2 separate regions of the Homo sapiens genome follow, and region 2 is linked to region 1. A link is a loop called in an ENCODE intact Hi-C map of the cell type or tissue named here. Cell type or tissue: mammary epithelial cell. All regions are shown on one strand. Region 1 overlaps NR3C1 (nuclear receptor subfamily 3 group C member 1). Region 2 overlaps ARHGAP26 (Rho GTPase activating protein 26).

What was found. A loop is a pair of places that touch in the nucleus more often than their neighbours do. Peaks named below come from ENCODE experiments on the same cell type or tissue, not always from the same donor. Only the 100,000 strongest peaks of a DNase experiment are listed, where the experiment ranks them.
Region 2: it touches region 1 in a loop (6-fold over the local background); 1 of 110 quality-filtered maps calls a loop at or near these places.

Annotation. Positions count from the first base shown.
Region 1 is chr5:143,285,946-143,289,945 of GRCh38, forward strand. All of the region lies in intron 7 of NR3C1 (nuclear receptor subfamily 3 group C member 1), which reads right to left. Among named protein-coding and RNA genes, the nearest start is that of ARHGAP26-IT1, 95 kb to the left of the region's middle. In mammary epithelial cell, no CTCF peak of the experiment used is centred here; no DNase peak of the experiment used is centred here.
Region 2 is chr5:142,958,146-142,962,145 of GRCh38, forward strand. The region is part of intron 11 of ARHGAP26 (Rho GTPase activating protein 26); the gene reads left to right. Among named protein-coding and RNA genes, the nearest start is that of ARHGAP26-AS1, 91 kb to the left of the region's middle. In mammary epithelial cell, no CTCF peak of the experiment used is centred here; a DNase peak (open chromatin) is centred at 2,366; H3K27ac peaks cover 1,359 bases.

The DNA of each region.
Region 1 (4,000 bases):
TGAAAAACTTTTAGCCAGACTGATTAAAAAAAAAAAAAAAAAGCAAGAATATATTAAATACCAATGTCGGGAATGAAAGGGAATAACACTAGAGATACTGGAGCCATTAGAAGGATATTATGGGAATATTATGAATAACTTAACTTTATACCAATAAATTCAACATTTGAAGGAAACAGTTAAATTCCTTCAAAGATGTAAACCAACAAAGCTCACTCAAGAATAAACATATTATCAGTAAACATTTGATGAACTTGTACTTGAAAACCTTTCTACAAAAAAGGCTCCAAACAAACCAAGACAGCTTCACTGCTGAGTTTTACCAAACGTTTAAGAAAGAAATAATACCATATTATCATAACACCAAAGCTATAGAATATATCCCTCATGGATTTAGATGCAAAAATACCAAAATTTTAGTACAATGAATTCAGCTATATGTAAAAAGGATACTATATCATAACCAAATAGGATTTATCCCCGGAATGAAAGGCTAGTCAATTACTCAGAAATTAAACAGTATATTATACCATTATACCATATTAGTGACTAAAAACGAAAAATATATGATCTTGAGGCACAAAAGCATATGATAAAAGTTTTTTTTGCTATTATGAATAATGCTGCTATGAACATGGGCAGTCATTAAATGCATGGCAAGTCACAAGGGTCAACTACATACTCTCTAGGATAGCGATAATAAAAAAACCATACCAAGCTCTGGCAAGGATGTAGACAAAGTTGTAGGATCTAGAACAACTAGACAGAAAATCAGCAAAGATACAGAAAACTTGAATTAGTCTATCAATCAACTTGACCTAACTGACGTTCATAAAACTCTACTTAACAAGAGCACAGTAAGTTTTTTTTCAAGCACTCATGGAACACTCAGGATAGACCATATGCAAGTGCCTAAAAAAGTCTCAGAAGACTTATTGGAGTCATTCAATATTAGAGTCCTTCAATGTACCTCCTACCTCAGTGGAATTAAATTAGAAATGAATAGGAAGAGATATGGAAAATCCCCAAATATATAAAAATTAAGCAATACACATGGGTCAATGAAAAAAATCATGAAGGACATTAGAAAATGAAATGAATGAAAATATACAAAAAATGTATAGCTTTAAACATCTATATAAGAAAATAAGGTCTTCAACTAACAATGGAAGCTTCTACCTTAAACTAGAAAAAGAGGAACAAATTAAATGAAAAGCAAGCAGAAAAGAAGAAATAATAATCAATGACATAGGAAACAAAAAGAGAAAATCAATGAAACTAAAAATTTCAATGAAACTAAAAATTGGTTCTTTGTAAAGACCAACAAAATTGATAAATTTTTAACTAGACTGACCATGAAAAAAAGATGATCAGGCACAAATTATGAAAATCTATAATGGAGGGGACACCTCTATGGATCCTACAAAACTTAAAGGATTACAAACAACTTTATGCCCAAGTTAGACAACTCAGACAAAATGGCTCATTTCATAGAAACACACAAATTACAAAACTATGTCAAGGAAAAATATAAATTCTGAATAGATCTATATAACAAATAAGCAAATAATTAAAAATCTTCCCTGAAAGAAAACACAGACCCAGATGGCTTCACTGGTAACATGTATCAAATATTTAAAGAATAAATAAGATCAATACTCTATAAACTCTTTAAGAAAACAGAAAATACTTCTCAACTCATTTTAAGAGGCTAGTACTACCCTGGTAGCAAAGCCAGAAAAAGATATCACAAGAAAAGAAAGTTGTAGATCAGCATCCTTCATAAAGAGAGATATAAAAATGATCAGCAAAATATTAGCAAACCAAATTCAAAATATATATGGAAAAGATTATATACCATGATCTAGTCAGAAAACTAGATCTTAAACCATTTCAAGCCATTTTCCTGATTTTGCAAATAAATTTGTATTAGAACACAAGCATTCACATACTGTATATAGCTGCTTTCCTGTTATAGCTGTAGAATTGAGAAATTGCAACAGGGACTATATGGCCTACAAAGACAAATATGTACTGTGAGTCTCTTTACAGAAGACTATTTGTGGAACTATACTCTGCTCAGTAGTATTTTAGTAGTATTTTTGGAAAGAGGATTTGATGGTCTCCCCACTCCTCCAAAGCTGGAATTCCTATTCTTTCTCAACAACTGGAATTTTTTTTTTTTTTTTTGGAGACGGAGCCTCACTCTGTTGCCCAGGCTGGAGTACAGTGGCACAATCTCGGCTTACTGCAACCTCTGCCTCCCAGATTCAAGCGATTCTCCTGCCTCAGCCTCCTGAGTAGCTGGGACTACAGGCATGTGCCACCACGCCTGGCTAATTTTTTTGTATTTTTAGTAGAGACAGGGTTTCACCATGTTGGTCAGGCTGGTCTCGAACTCCTGACTTGATGATCTGCCCACCTCGGCCTCCCAACGTGCTGGAATTACAGGCGTGAGCCATAGCGCCCGGCCAGAAATTGGAAATTTAAGATGTTAATTATTTTCAAATGGATCTATAGATTCAAGGCTATCCTAATAAAAATTCTATCAGACTGTGTTTTTGAGACAGAGTCTCACTCTGTTGCCCAGGCTAGAGTGCACTGGCATGATCATGGCTCACTGCAGCCTTGACCTCCCTCCTCAGCCTCCTGGGTAGCTGGGACTACAGGCACAAGCTACCATGCCTGGCTAATTTTTTCTATTTTGTGTAGTGACAGGGTTTCGACATTTTGCCCAGGCTGGTCTCAAACTCCTGGGCTTAAGCGATCTGCCTGCCTTGGCCTCTCAAAGTGGTGGAATTACAGGCATGAACTACCACACCCAGCCCCAAAAGACTTTTTGGTAGAGATTGTCAAGCTAATTAAAAAATACGTGGAAGACCAGGCACAGTGGCTCATGCCTGTAATCCCAGCACTTTGGGAGGCCGAGGTGGGTGGATCACCTGAGGTCAGGGTTTGAGACCAGCCTGGCCAACATGGCGAAACCCCGTCTCTACTAAAAATACAAAAATTAGCCAAGCATGATGGTGGGTGCCTGCAATCCCACTGCTGGGGAGGCTGAGGCTGCGATGAGCCAAGATCATGCCACTGCACTCCAGCCTGGGCAACAATAGTGAGACTCCATCTCAAAAAAAAAAAAAAAAAAGGAAGTGGAAATGCAAGGAAACTAGAATATCCAAAACAACAGTTTGGAAAAGAACAACAGATTTGGAGAATTCATATTACCAAATTTCAAGATTTACTGTAATGCAACAGTAATCAAGACAGGGTGTTATCAATATGAATATAGGCATACAGATCATTGGGTAAGAAATACAGATCGTTGGGTAAGAAAAAGAGTCTGAAAGTAGACCCACACATATACAAACAACTGATTTTCTACAAAATTGCCAAGTAACTCAATAGGGAAAAGAGAGTCAAGTTCTGGAGCAACCAGATATGGATTTTGGGGAAGAAAATGAACCTTGTCCCTTACCTTGCATCATATACTTAAGCATGTGAGCTGAAACTACAGAATTTCTATAAGAAAACAAATAGTAGAAAATCTTTTTAACCCTGGATTAAGCAAAACTTTCTTAGTAAACAAAGACACGAAGCTTTCTTCAAAATTATACACTTTTGCTCATCTCTACATTTTTTTAAGAAAACTGTAAATGTAATCCACTTAAAGAAAACATGCAAAACATATATTTAACAAAGGGCCACATTGAGAATATTTGAACAATTCTTAAAACCCAGTTAAAAAATGGGCAAAAGATTAAAAGAGGCACAATACCAAATAAGAAATATAGGTGGCCAATAAGCCCATGAAAAGATGCTTAATATTTTTAATCATCAGTATACCTACGATGAAAGAGGCTGACAGTACCAAGTACTGAGGAGGATATAGAATGGATCTTAAGAAGTCTCATACATTTCTGGTAAATGTTAACAATTGCGGAAAAGTTTGGCAATTTTAAAAATAAATTTAAACACACACTCAACCTATGTCCCAGTGATC
Region 2 (4,000 bases), 330 kb before region 1:
ATAAACCATTTCCCTTCCCCCCATTTCTCCTCCCCCTGGTTTGGCACCCAGATTGTGTTTTAAACAAGTTTTAGGATTATGTTAACTCAGCTTTTATGCAAAGATGATCTATGTAAAATGCCTAAATATTTAGTTAATTTCAAGATCGAAAAGCCTCTGAGGTGGTATTGTAACCAGAGCTAAAGATAAATGCACCAATCATATGTTGAATATATTTAAGATTAGTATAAGCAGATTCTGGCCAGGCATAGTGGCTCATGCTTGTAATCCTGACACTTTGGGAGGCCAAGGCAGGGGGATTGCTTGAGTCTTGGAGTTTGAGACCAGCCTGGGCAACATAAGTAGACCCCGTCTTTACAAAATATAAAACAAATTAGCTGGTTGTGGTGGCATGTGCCTGTAGTGCTAGCTACTTGGGAGGCTGAAGCAGGAGATGGCTTGAGCCCAGGAGGTTGAGGCTACAGTGAACTGTGATCGCACCACTGCACTCCAGCCTGAGCTACAGAGCAAGACCCTGTCTTGAAAAACAAAACAGTATAAGTAGATTCCTTTTTCAGCAGCCTTCCTTAACTATTGTGACCTTGAGATACAGGTATGCTAATTAGCTGGGAAAAATGAGTGTCATTAGCAAATTCAACATAGGCCGGGTGCAGTGGCTCATACCTATAATCCCAGAGCTTTGGGAGGCCAGGGCCAGAGGATCACTTGAAGCCAGGAGTTTGAGACCAGCTTGGATGACACAGTGAGACGCTGTCTCTTAAAAAAAAAAAAAAAGAAAAAAAAAAAGAAAGGAAAATATATAGAGGAAAATGTGCATATTTGTTTTTAGTTGTTTTCTAATGTAATAAGGAATTATTAAACTTAGAGACTATCAGAGCTTGAGAAGACCTTAATAGTCATTTTGAGCACTTCTCTCATTTATAGAAAAAAGGCCCAGAGAAAGAAAATTCATTTTTGTGAGTCACACAAGTGGCTGGTAGCACAGTCTGAACCCAGAGCTGCTGGCCCTTAATTTTATGCTCCATTATGTCATGCTATTATGTGGACATTTGTACAGATGATAGAACAAAAGCACATTCATTTATTTTATCATTCTTTGTCAAACTTACTAGACACTCACTTCACCAAGTATATTAGTTTTCTGTCAGTGTAACCAGCCACCACAAAATGATTAGCTTAAAACAACCTCCATTTATGAGCTCATAGTTCTGAAGCTCAGAAATCTGGCATGCTGTGTGTGTGTCCTCTGCTCAGGCTAGAAATCAAGGTGTTGGTTAGCTGTGCTTTCACCTGGACTTGGGGCCCTTTTCCAAACACATGCCTGTGATTGGCAGATTGGGTTTCTTGTGGTTGTAGGACTTGAGTCCACAGATCCTTGCTGGCTGTCAGCCAGGACCCCCTCCCAGCCTCTGGAGGCAGCGCCATGTTCCTCCTCTTGAGGCTCCTCCATGTTCAAGCCAAGGCCAGCATGTTGAATCCACCCTATGCTTCACATCACTCTGACTTCTTTTGCTACCAGCCAGAGAAAACTTCCTGCTTTTAAAGAGCTCATGTGATTCAATTAAGCCCATCTGGATATCTCTGTATTTTAAGGTCTACTGACTTGGGACTTTAATTGTATCTGCAAAACCCCTTCACAGTAGTACCTAGATTAGTGTTTGATTGAATAACCACAGGAGGGAAACCTCAGGGGAGCTATTTTTAGAATTCTGCCAGCCACATCTGACAAGTCTGGTGGCCAAACTTTGGACAAACCCTACCATGTGTGACACTGTTGTGAACCTGGAAATAAAGGTGGGAAAAGGCAACTATATGGGATTGGTCTGTTTTTGTATTCCAAGGGCCCAGTAATAGAAATGGCCTCTAGGCAGCAATGACTATCACAAACCCCATGTGCTTGGTTGAATAGAAAAGACAGAGTCATGGCCTCATGGCCATAGCTGAAGCTGTCTCATCCAAGTAAGACAGCTAGGACAACCTGATACAGCAAGAAGTGTTTGCTGGTAGCAGCAGCAGAAGAAAGTATACTATAAAAGCACAGTGATCTGGGTTTACATACTTCTGTCCTTCCCCTGATGACAGAGCACCAAATAGTAATCATGAGCCTAAATTGACAAAAGAAGTTAAGTTCTATGTACTCAGTCTAAGAGCAGAAAATCTATAAGCAGTTCTCTCTCATCGATGGATTCACTTTCCATAGTTACCTATTAAATTAGCTGCAGTTCACTGCAGTCCCAAAATATTAAATGAAAAATTCCAGAAATAAACAATTCATAAGTTTTTAATTGCACATCATTCTGAGTAGCATGATGAAATCGCCCAGAGCGTGAATCATCCCTTTGTCCAGTGCTGTCTATCCATTAGTCACCTAGTAGCCATCTAGGTTATCAGATCAAACAGCAGATACAGGGTTTAGTACTATCTGAGGTTTCAGGCATCTACTGGCGTCTTGGGAGGTGTCTCTTGTTATGAGGGGAGACTACTGTAATGTGAAAGAAACTCCCATTGAAAAATGGTTTAAAGTTTAGTACCTAAAAAGGCTAAGCTTAATTTATTGAGAAAAGTAGTTCACTTTAGTGGAACCCCAGTGGCTTCTCATTACCTTGAATAAATCCCAGACCTCTGGTGTGATCAGAAAGGCAGCCCCACTGGCCATTTTTCTATGCCCAGCATGCCAAGCTATTTCCCACCTTGGGACTTTTGCTCATGCTGTTCTGCTGGTCTTCAGTGTTCTTCAGTTTTTCACTTGCCTCTTTCCATAGCTCACTCTTTCTTCTTCAGATCTCAACTTATAGGTCACCTTCTCAGAGAGGGCTTTCCTGATTACCTGATTTTATAAAATTACCACTTGCCTCTTCCCCACCTCTAGAAGCTTCTATCAAATCACCTGCTTATCTTCTGTACAGCCTACTATGTTTTCTTGTTTATAATTTTTCTTTCCTTTAGAGTGGCATTCCTTGAATTAGACCTTATCTAACCCACCTTTGTCTCTTCCATGTCTAGATCAGAGCCAGGCACACAGTAGAAAGCCATTGTTTGTTGGAGATTTAAAAAATGGATCCACGCTGGGCACGGTGGCTCATGCCTGTAATCTCAGCACTTTGGGAGGCTGAGGTGGGAGGATTGCTTGAGCCCAGGAGTTCCAGACTAGCCTGGGCAACGTGGTGAAACCCCATCTCTACAAAAAATACAAAAAACTAGCCGGGCATGGTGGTGTGCACCTGCAGTTCCAGCTACGTGGGAAGCTGAGGTGGGAGGATTGATCGAGGTTGGGAGGTGGAGGGTGCATTGAGTTGTGATGGGGCCACTGCACTCTAGCCTGAGTGACAAAACAAGACCCTGTCTCAAAAAAACAAAAGGGGGGTCCAGAGAGTTTAAATGTCCCATTGTCACTAAGGAAAATCATGGCATAATAGGGAGTAGCACTCAGTTTAAGGGAAATATCAGCCTGTCACCTGACCTATGGGTATTACTGGCTATGAATTTGGCAACTGGGATAAGAATGGCTTAATGACTAGCCCTTGTGCAGTTAATCATAGTAAGAGATAAAGTCTATCCTCCTGTGCCCTTGATGTTTTCAGCCATTCTCCCACAAGGAAATATGTTGAAAATATTCAACTTTTAGAATTCTTGTCTTTGTTAAATAAAATTAAATAAATGATCATCTTTTAATGTCCCATTTGAAGTGTTTTTTAGTTCTTCTCACTCTTCATATTTTTCCTGCTTGCAAATTCTCTTTTAAATTTGTTATTTTCATTTTCAGCATCTGTTAGACAAAAATGACGACAGATCCATTTCCTGGTAGAAATTACACATCTTTTGAATGGTGTTCCTAACCCTCAGCATTCCCAGGTTTGTTTAAAATATCACTGACCCTTTGAGATACTGCTGTGTTTGGTACTGAGACTGAGTTAATGAGAAACTTCAAAAGCAAAGCAGGAGAAATGCGAGTGGCGAAAAAATGGACGATGGAATTTTTTCCAAAATAAAACTCTACGCC